2 separate regions of the Homo sapiens genome follow, and region 1 is linked to region 2. A link is a loop called in an ENCODE intact Hi-C map of the cell type or tissue named here. Cell type or tissue: GM12878. All regions are shown on one strand. Each heading gives the region's core, and the rest is flanking DNA. Links, peaks and the distances in the headings are about the cores only.

Region 1 (8,311 bases), core at 1,572-6,571, 680 kb after region 2:
TGATTCAGTCTCTGTATTCATTATTGATCTGTTCAAGTTTTCTATTTCTTCATGATTTGGTTTTGGCAGGTTGTATGTTTCCAGGAGTTTATCCAACCTTCTAGGTTATCCAATTTGTTAGCATATAATTGTTAATAATAATATGTCTAATATACATCATATTGTTCATATTATATGTAATATATATTAAAATTATGAACAATTATAACCTTTTGATGATTTTTCTTATTACTGGTATCAGTTACAATATCTCTTCTTTCATATCTGATATTTCTGCCTTCTGTCCTTTTTCCTTAGTAAAGCTGGCTAAGGTTTTGTCAATTATTTTATCTTTTCCAAAAAACCTACTCTGAGATTCATTTATTTTTTTATTTTCTACTTGGTTTATTTTTGCTCTAAACTTTGTTATTTTATTTCTACTGCTAATTACAGTTTATTTGTTCTTTCTCTATTTTATGAGGTATAAAGTTAGGTTGTTTATTTGAGACTTTCTCTTTACTGTGGCTTTTGCTGCATCCCTTAGGTTCCAGAATATTGTGTTTTTTATTTTTATTTGTCTTGAGTTTTTTTTTTTCAACTTTTCTTTTGATGTCTTTTTTGATTCATGGTTGTCCAAGAGTGTGTTGTTCGATATCTACTTATTTGTAAATTTTCCTGTGTTTCTTATGTTAGTCATTTCTATTTTTATTTTATTATGGTCAGAAAATATATGTAGTGTAGTTTCAGTCTTCTTAAATTTTTTGTGACATTTTTGTGAACTAAAATGTGACCTATCCTCATGAAATATTCATGAATTTGAGAAGAATGTGTATTTTACTGCTATTTGGATGAAATCTTCTGTATATAGGTCTATTAGGTCCATTGGTCTATAGTTTTATTCAACTTCTCTGTTTCTTTATTGATCTTCTGTCTTGATGTTCTTTCCAGTATTGAAAGTGGGATAAGTCTGCTACCACAGTGTACTACAATAGAAGTCAGTAACTGCATGCTGTTTGTTCCCCCTTTCAATTCTGTGCATGTTTGCTTTGTAGGTGCTCTGATGTTGAGTGCATATACATCTACAATTGTTACATCTTTCCAGTGAATTGACAATTTTATCCTTATATAATGTACTGGTTTGTCTCGTGATAATTTTTTTACTTAAAGTTTATTTTGTCTGATATAAGTACTGAATAGCCAACCCTACAATGTTTGGTTATGAGTTGCATGGAAAATTTTTTTTCCACCCCTTCACTTTCAACGTATACATATCCTTAAATCTAAAATGAGTGTCCTGAAGCTAGGAGGTGTTTGGGTCTTGTAAATTTTTTCATTCTGCCAATCTATGTCTGGCCAATGTTATTGGTGTGAGCAATAAACTCCTTTGTTTCTGATTTCTGATCCAGTAGTCTTTTATTTTCTTTTTTTTTTTTTTTTTTTTTTTTTTGAGACGGAGTCTCGCTCTGTCGCCCAGGCTGGAGTGCAGTGGCGGGATCTCGGCTCACTGCAAGCTCCGCCTCCCGGGTTCACGCCATTCTCCTGCCTCAGCCTCCCAAGTAGCTGGGACTACAGGCGCCCGCCACTACGCCCGGCTAATTTTTTGTATTTTTAGTAGAGACGGGGTTTCACCGTTTTAGCCGGGATGGTCTCGATCTCCTGACCTCGTGATCCGCCCGCCTCGGCCTCCCAAAGTGCTGGGATTACAGGCGTGAGTCTTTTATTTTCTACCAAAATAAAATCTCTTTGACACGTCATAGTTCTTATCAGGAAAGTGATATTCTATTTTATTTTTTAAATATAATATTGAAAAATTTAATACTCAAAAAAAAGGAATGTGCTTAAAATACATACTCAACAACTTCGCCAAATTTTGAAGGTCTTTTATAAGAAGACAACATCTCAGCACACATCGGACGAAAATATGAGTATAACAAAAGAGAACCTTCTTATAACTGAACAATATAGTAAGAAAAACTGAGAGAGAGAACAAAGACCTTTGTTTTTGCAACACTGGCAAAGGGATAGCTCTAAATCCATGCCAAATGAAATATTTAACATTCATATCAAGTTTTTAATGGTGATTTTTTTCTTTAACTAATTACATATTAGGTGTATAACATATAATTTACATACTTTGCTATAATTATATAATAAACTTAGTATGTGTTAAATAAAATATGCATACTTCTATACATTAAATTATATAATATAAATGTGTATATGCATATATACACATACATGTAATGTCATGTGATAATCTCAATTCTGTTATTCAAATAGGTATTTCTATTATATCTTTTATTACATCCCAAGATTAAGAATTTTTACAATATGCTCCAAGTTTCACTGGAGGCCAGTATGGTTCAAATATCTCTTTTTGAGCACATTTTAGTCAAGATTCTGGTGCACTGAGTAGGTGAAACATTTAAGTAATACTTTTTACAAATGGAAAACTTTGTCCTATTGTGATGTTCAACATATTTCAATACCATGAAAAGGCGACTACAGACAACTAACAACCAATATATATCCATGTTATTCATGCTAAGTATTATCACAGTAATTACTATTTTAACAACTTTCCAACTTCTCAGAGTTTATTTGTTATTTGCAGTGGAGTTCAATGACAGTTGATCTTTGGGAAACTCTACTTCATAGTGTCATTCAAAGATCAAGCCTTCTCTTTTTTATACGTCTTCCTTAGAAAATTGGAATCATTCACTAGATCCTCTGCATCTTGCCAGCAAGCGAGGAAGGCAAGATAATTTGGCACATTATGCCAGAAATTTTACAGGCAATCAGGCTTGGAAGTGGTGTCTATCACTTAAACTGACATTGCTTTGGCCACAGCTCTGTCACATGTCTCCAAGTGACAGCTTGAGAAAAGTCTAGCAGAGTGCCAAAGAGGAAGAGAACACAGCTATTGTCCAACAATTGGCCAATCTCTGCAGGTTCTTGGAAAGCAGAGAGCAGAAAAATAGAAAATATTATGGTAATAAATATGACAAGAAATTATAGTCTCATTTATGCTACCACTTGCCCCAACATTTTTTATTAGATTTTCTGAAGTTATTCCTCCTTTGATGACATTTTAATATCCTATTTCTCATTTCTTTCTCTTACAGATTCCACAGAACATATAGAATGGATCTTAAAATTGAACCTACTCATTTGTCAGAGTCTAATGCACTTAAAAAAGCAATTTGAGCCTTCTCTCATTCACTCTGGTTCATAGATTACTCTGTGGTTTAGTGAGATAGATCAGAATCTAAGTTAGAACAAAATAATACAAGGTAAATAATGGATAATTGTTTTAAAATCTGTGATTCATTGTGTTTATAATATCAAGTTTATACAAAATGTATGTATGGAAACCAGCAGGTTATTTATAGTGACAAAAACAAAACCCTTAGAGTAATTCCACAAAGAAGCTTATTCTTATTTTTTGTTTGTTTTGTTCAAAAGCTACAACCAGCTCTTATATTAAAGTCATGTGAAAGCCAAAGGAGTTCCATATATATTTATGCATTCATTTTCAAAATATATTCATTTTTGATTAAATTTTAGAAAGAAATTGTTTGAAACACTGTATAATGAGAAGTATAGTAACAGCTATCACATATGCAAAGTGATTTAAAAATCAGTAGTCTGTGGTTTTATTTTGACTTATTAATGAGGAAAACAAATTATTTTATATTTGAAATAATATACTTCTAGAAAAGTGATTTTAAAACTGCTTTACTTCTTTTACATTTATTTGTAATAGAAAGTATAGTCATTATATGAAAAATAAATTTTAGTGAAATTTGTGCTTCACATCATTTATTTTATGTAACAATGTGAATTTTAAAAGTAGCAGTTTGACAGACATATGGGGAAAGTATTTATGTAGGACAGTAAATGTAGGAGACAGGAAATCTATAAGTAAGAGCAAAACAGGAAGTGGTAATTTATATAACACTGTGCAAAACCACTAAGTGTCAACAGACTTTTAAAGAGTGGGCAATTAACATGCAAAAGGTAATTTAAAGATTTTTTTCATGCTTTCTTCTCTGATTATAAAATTCCATTGTTTTAATAGTGAATAAATATATTTGTTGCACATAAGACAAAAAAGCTAAAATATTTTTATTATTGTTATTTTACAGGAACACTGACTTACATTAATAGCAACTTCAAATTGTCTATGGTCCATTGGAAGTCATTGCTTGTGGGACTCATTTATAGTCAGAAAAAATTAAACTTATCAGGTCTGATTTATAGAAAACCAGATAACTGGACTTATCTCAAAAATATAAACTATAGCAAGCAGTTGGTATTAAGGTTGAATACTGGATTCTTGAAAAAAGTTACACTTATTAATTTTATTTTTATATTAAAACTATGGAACTATGTCTTTGGATATTATTACCATGTGTATCATAATAAATATTTATTTGTTTTTATAACTCTGCCTAAAAAAGATACATAGTAAAGATCAATTCTCATATTCATACCAAAAGTAAGTACAAGGTTGGTTGGTTGGTTGGTTGGTTTTCAAGAAATAAGTTACTGAATTAAAAAGAGAAAGATACTCCTGTAAATGATTATGTATGTAAAAAATACTTTGTATTGACCAAGAGGTCCTTAATGTTCCTCTCAGCTTGAATAAAGTTTACACAGGTTTCTTCCTCATTATAATCCCCTGATCTTCCTTAGAGATTTACTTTGGAAAACTTGTAATTGTAAATTCGTCCTCTACTTATTTGAAAGATAGGGCTTTTATCTCTCAGTCTTTATGGGAGCGTAAGAACCACCTTTGATAAGCCCCGATTAGCAAACACAGATGGCCTATTCATATTGACCATTGGTATCCCTGATGTCCTCCTGTACTTTTCCATTAGCTCAACCATCCTTTAAATATCTTCCCATCTTTCATTTCAGCAGAATTAAATTAAACTCTCTCGCAGTCTTTATTCACATTACAATAGTCTCTAATAAAGTCTTCTTTGGCTGTTTAACTCTGGCTGGTGCAGCTTTTCTTTGATAGTTCATGTAATATCCTAAAGAATAGTTAAATATTAATTTATTATTCTCAGATGTCCTTCTCGTTATTTTATCTTCCAGGATTAAAATATTCCAGCTCACCTCTCCAACAGTTCTTTTCTTAAAACATAATAATTTGAGAAAAATAAAAAATAGATAACAACCTGTTGTTTGTTTTAAACCTACTCTAAAATATCATTGGGTAACATAAGTTGCCTTTGTATGTATTTTTGAGAATCTCGTGCTACAAAAACTATCTACTAAAGCCTCGCTTTTAGCTCTTTACAAATAGATCTTTACTAAAGATCTCTAAGGAATGTTAAAACTATGTATTAATAGCAGAAAAGCCATGCAAATGCAAGAAAGCCAGAAAAGCAAAATGGTACATGCAAATATTGACTTCCATTAATACAAATTTCTTTGACTCTGTCCCTTTCACTCTCTTTCTCTCTCTCTCTCTGTATGTGTGTGTGTGTGTGTGTGTGTGTGACAGAGAGAGAGACAGAGAGAGTCAAACGAATTTAAATGGAAGCCAATATTTTCGTGTACCTCTTTACAACAAAAGGTGCATATCTAGTTTTACAATGCAAAGAAATAAATGGATGCAAAATAGACATAGTACTTCAGTAGTAAAATTTTTCTTAGTAATAAAAGTGTCTTTAGGCAATGAAGAAGAGATGGAACTTTACATAGTATCAGTAAGTAAATACCAAGGTGGGATAAAGTATAAGTGGCATGGTTGATTATTTAAAATAGAGATAAAACCAACAATATCTGAAGAACTATCCAGCATGCAATTTACTGGCGAGAATCCTGGAGCCACCTGACAGGACAAATGTAGCTGAGTCATTTTTTCCAGTTTTACATAAACTTTCATTTTGAACAAATCTAAGCAAGTTTCTTCCTACCCTATACTTTTCACATTTTTAGAAACACATGAGAAAGTAATATATGCTGTGAGGTACAAAAGTAAGGAAAAGTAAAGGTTTTAGTATATTAAGCATCGACTTTGTTTAAATATAAATTATTTTCAGGAGAAAATAAAATAAAGTAAAATAACAATAAAGTCAGTGGCTACTAAATTAGAAAATACTGAAATAGTTTTAACTCTTTGTATAGAGTGAGTATTTCTTCAGCTTTTCAAATGGTAACAGTCATAGTTCATTGTACTGAGCCACTAAGCATTGATTGCCAAGTGTTAAACTGACTAAAGTGCCGTTTCAAGATGAGAGTAAAAAGGCAGAGAATGAGTATGCTACTAACAGTTGTTCTCTGGGGCAAACATCATTCTAAGCAAATTCATCCTAAGTCAGAAAAATTGTGCAACCAGCAACAGGAAAACCAGCAAGGAAACACACATATCAAGACACAGGGCTCCAACATTGTAGGGTAAAGGGAACAAATGAACTATGTCTATTAATAGCAGCATGGGTGGATCTCACAAGCATAATATTGAGACAAAAAAGCCAAACACAAAAGAGTACATCTTGCTCTAAACAGGTATGCAGCCACACTTCCCGCAAAAACAGGTACAAAAATGTTCTTAGCAGCATAATATACAAGAATCAAAATCCAGAAACCAAATGTTCATCAACATTAGAATGGATAAACAAATTGTGCTATATCCTTGTAATGAAATACTGCACAATCATGAGAATGGACAAACTACTGCTAGGTTCAACATCACTGAATCTAAAATCATAATGTCAAGTGAAAGAACCCAGAGTTAAAAGATAATATACTGCATGATTCCATTTATACTAGTTCCAACAGAGTGGAATTATTCTATCATGCAAAAAATCAGGACAGTGGTTAATTTTGTCAGAGAGTGACTTAAAGGGATGCAGAGGGAACTCTGGAGTGCTAATATTGCTCTCCTTGATCTATGTACTCGTTACATGCATGGAATTACTTTATGAAAATTTGTTGATTTCTTTTCATTTTTTTTTGGTTTTAAGTTTACTTAAGAAAGTTAACCTTAAATATGTAACAACCTTCTCTTTTTAGTATAATCTTTTAACTTGTAAAGACATGTCTTTTTACAAAGCCAAATATATGTAAACAAGTATGTTTACAAATTCAAAATTATTCAACCTGGACAATATTAGTGGTGTAAGAAATATTATTCCTCATTTGTCCTCTGTAATATTTTAAGTTGAAGAAAAAATATATGCAGACAAATCAATGGTTAGAATATTTGTCGTACAATTCATCAGAAACATAAGAATTTTTAAGGTCATTCCATTAGTAGCATATCTATATTTGAATAAAATTATTGAATTTTAAAAATCCTATTTATTTACTATTTATCTTGTACTTTAGAGTGTAATAAGCATTTTACAAATATTATCTAATTTTTCTTCAGAACATCTCTAAGTCACATATCTAAGTAAGTGTTGGAGCACAGATGGCAATTACATTGTGTCTGATCCTAAATCCAATGCTGTCTGTGTACTAGACTACAAATTCCTGGAGAGTGTGTTTGCCTCTTAATACCTTGTCTGAATCTAATATTTACTTAGTTTAGAGCAGATAGTATGTCTCTTCTAAAAGCCTGCTAAAAAAATGAATGTGTTAAGTGATGAAGAATTTGATAAATTTGGAGAAATTATTTTACATGATGATATAAAATTCTAAGAGCTCTGATGTTTCTAAATGCAAGGGTTTTAATGGGCTTGGATGAGAAATAATTGACCTATCAGAAGTTGCATCATCAATTACTAAATAATAAACCTATAAAGGGTGGAAGTTTACAAAGACTCTGCTTAGGAAGAATGTTGAGAACTCCAGTCAATAAACATTAGAGTAGTTGAATTTTCACTTCATAAAGCATTAGTAGTCTCCAAAGTTATACATAATGTTCCTTTCTATTGAGCCCACTGAGAAATGCAACACCATTGAAAAATGTATTCTCTCTCTCCCCCTCCATCTCTCTTTTACACACACACACACACACACACCCACACACACACACGAGAGAGAGAGGTATAGTTCACTTAAAATGGTAGGTGCAAATATTGACTTGCATTCATACAAATTTCTTTGACTCTGTCCCTTTGTCTCTCTCTCTCTCTCTCTCTCCCCGCTTTCTGAGAGAGAGAGAGAAAGAGAGAGACAGAGAGAATCAAAGGAATTTGAATGGAAGCTAATATGCTCATGTACGTCTTTACAACAAAAGGTGCATATCTAGTTTTACAATGCAAATAAAAAAAGGGTGCAAATCACACACAAAAAGGGTACCCCTTAAACCTTTTATTTTACTTAGATAATAAAGCAAGTTATTCATCAATCGTTTTCTGAAAACAGA
Region 2 (8,311 bases), core at 1,317-6,316:
TTGATACCCAATTTACAAAGTATTAAGGACATTTGTTTTTGAACATTGAAAGATATTAATATCCATATATACCTTAAACTATTTCTATGATTCATGCTATTTTATTTTAATAACTATTTTGCCTAAATAATTCAATTGCTAAACTTTGAATTTGTCCAATATTTAGATTGCTTGGAGAATTTTATTTATAAAGATAATATTGATGTATAGAGGTTATTATGTTTTGAAAACATTTAGGTAATACAACCAAATGACAGGATCATGACTTTCTTTTCTTTTCTTTTCTTTTTTTTTTTGAGACAGAGTTTTGCTCTTGTTGCCCAGGCTGGAGTGCAGTGGTGTGATTTCGGCTCACCACAACCTCCACTTCCCAGGTTCAAGCAATTCTCCTGCCTCACCCTCCCGAGTAGCTGGGATTACAGGCAGGTGCCACCATGCCTGGCTAATTATGACTTTCTTTTCTACAGGGAGAATAAATAATATTCAAGTTGTCTTTCACTTTCAAATAGCCTGCTTTAAAACTTAAAAGTATAGCCACATTTTAAAAAAGTAAAACTTTTAAAATGTACACAACTAAATTCTGAATTATTATAGTGTGATTGAAGAATATTGAATGATGTAATATAATAAAGTATAAAACAAGTATGATTTACCATACTTGTTTTGGTAATAAACATTTTTATATAAAATTGATACAATCAATTCATTTATATATGCTGAAATATTAAAGTCATGATCTTTTTATGAGCCTTCATATTTTAATATTTTGGCAGTAGTGATTTTAAAATAAAGAACATATTTACACAAAATTTTGTTTAGTCTGTAAAATGTAAAGTAAATCAATAAATGTGTCTTTTTTTACAATGTTAAGATGATCAGTCTGTTGTTTTATTAAGATATAATTGACCACATGTGGTAGCTCAAGCCTGTAATCCCATTATTTTGGGAGACTGAGGTGGGTGGATCACGAGGTCAGGTGTTCAAGACCAGCCTGGCCAACATTGTGAAACTCCATCTCTATTAAAAATACAAAAAAATTAGCTAGGCGTGGTGGCGCGTGCCTGTAATCCTAGCTACTTAGGAGGCTGAGGCAGGAGAATTGCTTGAACTCAGGAGGTGAAGGTTGCGGTGAGCCGAGATCGCACCACTGCACTGCAGCCTGGGTGAAATAGCGAGACTCCATCTCAAAAAAAAAAATAAAAATAAAAAATAAAAAATAAAAAAAGATATGATTATATTTTTTCAAATCTTAGGCAATAAAGTTAATCTTGATATATCCCATGATGATTTTAAACTAAGCAAATTTATTTGCAGCAGCAAAATTAATTTCGTAGGTGAATAAACTGAATACTTCCAGTATAAGCCTTCATAGATCAGTTAAGTGGAAAGTAAACAGGAAACACCCATCTATTTGAAAAAAAGCATTGGCAATCGTGATGTTTGGCATAGACTGTATGACAGAGAAAAACAGTAGTTTCAGAAAACATTTATGAAATTTTTAATGACAACATGTTTTTCAATCATTAGTTACAGTTTGATTTATAATCTACAAAGACAGAAATCACTTGCTTTATTTTGTGTCTCCCATAAAGCATCTATTTTTCCCTCACATAAATGTAATATACATTTATCTACTCTCCCCTTTCCTTTTGCACCAGGAAGGACAAGGATTTCTATCTTTGCTATATAAGAAAAAGGAACTCTTTTGAAGGAACGTTTTTAATTTCGTCACAAAAGGTGTAAAAACAAAAAAAAAAAAAAGTGAAGGGAAGTTAGCTTAACTAATTTATACTAAACTATGTAAAGTGATTCCTAGAGTATTGACATAGACAAGATATCGCAAACAGCATACTTCAGATTTTTAAAAAAATATTCTATAGTGAAAAAAATAGCTCCTTACTGAAGTTCAACTATTAAAAATATGATACAATGTATATGTTTCCTAAATAAATTCACTAAGTATAAAATGATATAGTATAGAAATAAATTATTTTTTGAATAACCCAGGTTTCAGTAAAAAAATTCTTCTGACTTCATCACAAGAATATGAACATATTTCTTCAAATATTTATAATATTAAAAAACAAACAGTAGAGTAGGAGAGTGGGATTTCATTTGAAACTTGGGTATAGAATATTCATTAGAAAATGACTTATTAACAAAAGAACAACATACATCAGGTTTAACCAATAATTTGTGTAGCTGACTGAATTCAGTATATACACAATATATTTTAAATGATTTGTATAAGCATAAATTATTTTTGAAAAAATAGAATTGAATTTCTCACCTCCATTTCAGAATTTCTATTTAAAATTTAATTGGTATGTATTTTGTTACATACATTGTTTTTAAATGCATTTAAAATGTTTGTTAAATACATGTCTTCAAAAATGGGTATGTAAGTACATAAACTTATACTTGTTAAGAAAGAAAATTCTACAAACTACAGAATACTGTATGTGACTTCAGGTTTTTTAAAAAACCTGAAGCAAGAAGAGATTAGGGGCCTATTTTTAGCATCCTTAAAAGAAATTCCAAAAATATTCTATATGCCACCAAACTAAGCTTCATAAGCAAAGGAGAAATAACAGATTTTCCATAGAAGCAAGCACTAGGGAACTTTTTGCCACTATACTAGCCTTACAAGAGACCCTCAAGGGAATTGTAAACATGAGGAAAAAAGAATAATACTTGCTCCCAGAAAAATACCCTTAAATACATAGCCCACACACCTTGTAAGGCAGACAAACAATAGAGATGACAAAGTAACAAGTTAACAATTTCACAATAGGATCAAAACCTCAAATATCAATGTTAACCTTGAATGGTAATGATTGAAATGCCCCCAGTTAAAAGGCACTGAGTCGCAAGTTGGATAAACAACAGGACCCAGCTGTCCTTATCTCCAAGAGCTCCATCTTACATGCAATGACACCCATAGGCTCAAATAAAAGGTTGGAGAAATATCTATTATGCAAACAGAAAGCAATAAAGGGCCAGAGTCACTATTCTGATATCAGATGAAACATACTTTAAACCAACAGCAGTAACCAGAGACAAAGAGGGTCATTACATAATGATAAAGAGTTCAATTCAATAGGAAGACTTAACTATCTTAAATATATATGCATCCAACAACGGAGCACCATCATTCATAAAATAAGCACAACTAGACCTAAGAAATGAAATAGATAGCTGCATAATAATAATGCAGGTCTTCAACAACCCACTTACAACATTAGACAGATCATCAGGGCAGAAAACTAACAAATTCTAGACTTAAACTGAACACTTGACCAATTGGACTTAATATGCAGCTACAGAATACTGTGCCCATCAACCACAGAATATACATTCTTCTCATCTGCACATAGAACATACTCTGTTATCTACCACATGCTTGCCCATAAAGCAAGTCTCAATAAATTCAAAAACACTGAAATGATACCAACCATACTCTCAGACTTCAGTGGAATAAAAATAGAAATTAGTACCAAGAAGAACCCTCAAACCACATCAATAAATGGAAATTAAACAAATTGCTCCTGAATAACTTTTGGGTAAACAAAGAGAGTAGGGCAGAAATTAAAATAAATAAATAAATAAAAACACAGATACAATATATCAAAATCTCAAGGATGTAGCAAAAGCAGTGTTAGGAGCAAAGTTTATAGCACTAAATGCCTACATCAAAAAGATAGAAATATACCAAATCAATGATCTAACCTGAAACCTAGAGGAACTAGAAAAACAAAAACAAACTAATACCAAAGTTAGCAGAAGGAAAGAAATAACTATATTCAGAGCAGAGTTGAACAAAATTGAGACACATATATTCATACCAAAGATTAATGAAACCAAAAGTTGGCACTTTGAAAGGATAAACAAGATCAACAGACTGCCAGCTAGATTATCAAACGAGAGAAGATGCAACTAAGCACAATCAGTAATGGCAAAGGTGACATTGTAGCAGGACAAGCCCCAGACAAAACCTCTCAGACACCGAGTTGTAGAAGGAAGGGCTTTATTCAGCTGGGAGCATCAGCAAGCTACTGCCTTAAAATCCGAGCTCCCCGAGTGCACAATTTCTGTCCCTTTTAAGGGCTCACAACACTAAAGATTTTACATGAAAGGGTTGTGACTGAGCAATCTAGGGGATACGTGACAGGGGTTTCATGCACTGGTAGTCAGAGTGAAACAGAACAGAGCAGGGAGTTTCCCAATGTTCTTCCATACAATGCCTGAAATCTATGGGTAACATGGGGTTCTAAGTCATGAGTTGATTTTTAACTACTAGGTTTAGGCCAGGCAGGCCCAGGCCTGGTTTTGGGCCTGGAACCGGGCTGCTTGTCTTTGATTTCACTTCCTTATTTTTTTCTTAAAACAGGTACTGAGCATAAAACAATATAAAACAATATGAGAGAGTCTTTCTCTTCCCTCATTTTCCCCCTTTGAGACTCTCACTTTTTATTAGAGAGAGTTCTCACTTTTATTTTTGCTACTTATATCTTTTTGTGCAATAGATTGATAGTGATTTATATAGTACACTTGCACTGAAGCATTTTGGTGAACTAAGGTAGTGATGAAGCCTTTTATCATTTGAAGAAGTACAGGTAGCAAACAAGGGAGCAGTAAGCAGGTTTTTATTACTATTATAACTTTTATTATAAGAATTTTAAATCTTCCTAGTGCTGGAAACCATCTTCTAACATGGCTTCAGGGTTGAATCCATGCTACACTTGTACTGGCACATGTGCCAGTTTTGTCATATTTTTAACTATGTCTTTAACTACTTGCCTTTGATTATCCATGTGTAGACAATAATTAGTAAGGTTAAATTTCTTATAGACTTTTCTTTTAGCTGCTAGTAAGTAGTGGAGAGCCAATCTATTTTGATAGATAGCATTTCTTATCTGAGTTTTTTTTTTTTTTTGCCAGGCCAGAATAGTCAAGGCTTGACTGGTTTTATTAGTGATGATTTTTAAAAGAGCTTGCAACCGTATCATTCGGTTGAGCATGTAAATGGGGGTCCAGTATCCCCATGATCCGTCTTGTGTCTAAGTGGCAGGCCTATAGTAACGTATAATTTTTTTAGGGGGTCATTCATCATTTTTCCAATTAGCTATGGCTATGCTTCGTTTTCCACGGGAAGCATAGACAGGGAAACCCAGGAGTTTGCCTGTTTTTATGGGCAGTAGGAAGAAAGATGGCTTAATAGTGCCAACAACACAACTAAATGTCCACTGGTCAGGCAGCTTTGTGTAGGCTCTATGTCTACATATCCAGTATAACCCGGTGGGGGCAGTCCAGTCCCAGTGGAATTCTGGGTGGGCCCAGACAGTCTGCAATGTTGGAAATTTACTGAATGGATCTCTTTCTGTGTAATTGGAACTCCACCATGTAATTGTTTTTTTGCAGTACCATTATATAGTTTTTGCCCCAGACAACTAAGTCATCCTACAGAACGAGTGAATTCTTTTCTTTTTTTAGCTATGCAATATTGTTCAATAATTGAGACTTTTAGAAACTAAGATGATCAGGGTGATTCTTTTGGGCCGGGAATTCATCAGGAACTGGGTCTGTAGGCACTAATTCTCAGGCTTCTTATGGCCATTGATCTCTTATTACAGTTTTTCCACAAACATAACATGAAGTGACAGTTAGAGACTGGGCTACATGCTCGGCTAATTGCAAAAACAAATTTCTGTTTTTTCCTGGAGTCTCTGGTACTGGCACATATAGTTTATCATAGAAAGTCTGAAATGCTGGTTCTGGAGAGCATCTTTGAACCTCCCCTTTTATTAAGATGTTTACGCTAAGATTTAGTCCTTTTCCATCAATGCCCAATGATACGTATTTTTCTTTATTTCATTTTGGGTCTGAGGGGTTTGTGATTACCAATTGTAAAGGGTTGCAGCTCCCACTCATACAGGAGGGGCTGTCTTTTCCTTTCCGGAGCCAAAGAGGATCTTTTTTTATCTTTTTTCTGAGTAGTCCAAATAACACAAGACCAGTATTGACACATCTCACATAAATATGATTCTTGACAGGTATACTTATTTTTTACTGTGTAACTTTTTTCCAATCTAGAGAACTGCACTCTATTCCTTGCTGATTACTATGAATAGCAGCACAAGCATCAAATTTTAAGGTTACATGTTTGGGGACCCCTCTTTTTTCTCTTCCAGCTATTACTTTACTTGTGTCACCTAGAAAAGGACCAGTCCTTAGTCTTACTTCAACGACTGTGATCATGGGAGGTTCAGAGGGGTCATAGCACACATTGGGCTGGTCACTTCCTGGATTACATACTTTGTACTGAGTGTTATTATACAAACAGTTTCCTTTTGGAGTTCCTAGGCATTCATAATAACTATAAAATAATAGGACTGTAGCAATCTTTTGTCCTACCTCAGTGACTTGATGTATATACTGGGAATAGCCCTCAGTCTGAGGAAGGTCAGTTGAAGTCCTTACTGAACAAGTCCAAATTTTAAGGAAAATGAGTCCCGCGATGAGTTTCCTCATGCTTCAGCCATGCGTGGACCAGTCAGCTTCTGGGTGTGACCGGAGCAGTGTTTGCCATCTTCTTCAGATCACTTTGCAGGGGTTGGCGAAGCTGCTGCCATCCACATACAGCTCCCAGTCTACCATCTAAGGGTGGTCTCAGAGGTTGGGCCTACTAGAATAAACTGAGTCCAACACCTCTAAACAGTTATGTTTAACTGGGCTCTCTGATACCAGGAGTGAGGTGGCGGGGTTAGGGTGTTGCAAACTTCAAAGGTTACGCGGGGATTTTCACAGAGCAAGCTTTGGTATCTAGTTAGTCTAGCATTTATTAGCTAATGATGTCCTTTGGTATTTATTAAAGTCACCACAGCATGGGGGGACTTTATGTTTAGGTTTTGCCTAAGAGTTAGCTTATCTGCTTCTTGTGCTAACAGGGCCATTGCTGCCAGGGCCCTTGGACATGGGGGCCAGCCTTTGGAAACCCTGTCTAGTTGTTTTGAGAGATAGGCCACTGGCCTTGGCCAGGGCCCTACAGTCTGGGTTAAAACTCCAACTGCCATTTTTTTTTTCCTGGTTGATGAAATGCCAGGGTGAAAGGGATAGCCAAATGGACTACAGCACAAGTGCCACTCCAGTTATTCAGCAGAGTGCCCAGTAAAGGTCCACCACAATACCACCACACATCTGCTCGGGGATGAGCAAGGGCTGACTGATTGATAAGCTCTTGAAAATTCTTAAGCTTACTGCATACTTTCAGGTCTCCAAGGAGTGCTAAGTCTCCTCCCTGACGTGAGAGACACAAAGTGAACTTAGTGTTGAGAGACAGAAGCTGGATAGCCCTCGGGGACTGACCTGCAGGGACTTCAGGATATAGCAGAGAGAGCTTGGCATGACTTACTACTCCAGGCTGTAGAATCCTGGAAAAGAGCTACCATGCAGCCCATGCCTGGTCGACTGGAGGACCACCTTAGTAGAAGGGAGACAATCAGGGCCCCTGGCCTGCCATGTGCACAAGCATAACAATTGCTTTTGTTTAACGTGCAGATGGAATATTTAATCCATTTCAACCAGGCATTTGCATCTTGGTATGCTGTCTTAATTGCCAAAGTTTGTTTTAAGTCTTTAACCTTTATGATCCTCAGTAAAATGAATGTTTCCTTTAGCACCTATTTTTATTAGTTTTTAGATCAAAGAAAGCTAAACACCATTTTATATTTAATAATATTGCTTGTATGATTTTTATACCAGATAAACTAAATTTTACCTTTATATTAGTGTGTTATTAATGTTAAACTTAATTTTAATAAAACCTTGTAGACATATTTATTGAATTTTTCATGTTTGACTATAAGTTAAGATTTTATAGACTCTTTTTAACCTTTTATACTTTTTGTTAAAGAGCAGGTTGATGCTTTAAGAAAAATCTGTTGCATTTTTACTTTAATGTCCAGTTCACAGAAAAACTGGATGATACCTTTTTAACTTTAGCTAATATGTTTACACATGGAATTTTCTTTACAATTAATGTTTTAAAACTTGCTTAAACTTTTAAAACAATAATTCTTTTAACCTTTTAATGTAAGTAAAAATCCACATTCTTATGTTTCCTTATAATCTTTTTACCAAAGGTATATTTTACTTTTTTTATACACCTTGCACATAAACTGTTTCTTCAATAGTACTCAGGAGGCCTTATTATTTTTAAATTATACAACATTTTTTGCATAAAATTTTTTATAATATTTTTTTCTTTCACGACTTTTGCAAACAATTTTTCAACATGTCTCAACTTTTTGAC

Evidence for each region. Hi-C counts contacts between places; a loop is a spot of excess contacts. Peaks named below come from ENCODE experiments on the same cell type or tissue, not always from the same donor. Only the 100,000 strongest peaks of a DNase experiment are listed, where the experiment ranks them.
Region 1: it touches region 2 in a loop (2.1-fold over the local background); 1 of 110 quality-filtered maps calls a loop at or near these places.

The regions. Positions count from the first base shown.
Region 1 is chr4:115,270,339-115,278,649 of GRCh38, reverse strand. No RefSeq gene overlaps it. Among named protein-coding and RNA genes, the nearest start is that of NDST4, 160 kb to the right of the region's middle. In GM12878, for the core only: no CTCF peak of the experiment used is centred there; no DNase peak of the experiment used is centred there.
Region 2 is chr4:115,952,183-115,960,493 of GRCh38, reverse strand. No RefSeq gene overlaps it. Among named protein-coding and RNA genes, the nearest start is that of MIR1973, 340 kb to the left of the region's middle. RefSeq lists an enhancer at 4,051-4,300. In GM12878, for the core only: no CTCF peak of the experiment used is centred there; DNase peaks (open chromatin) are centred at 3,923 and 4,331; H3K4me3 peaks cover 926 bases; H3K27ac peaks cover 2,995 bases.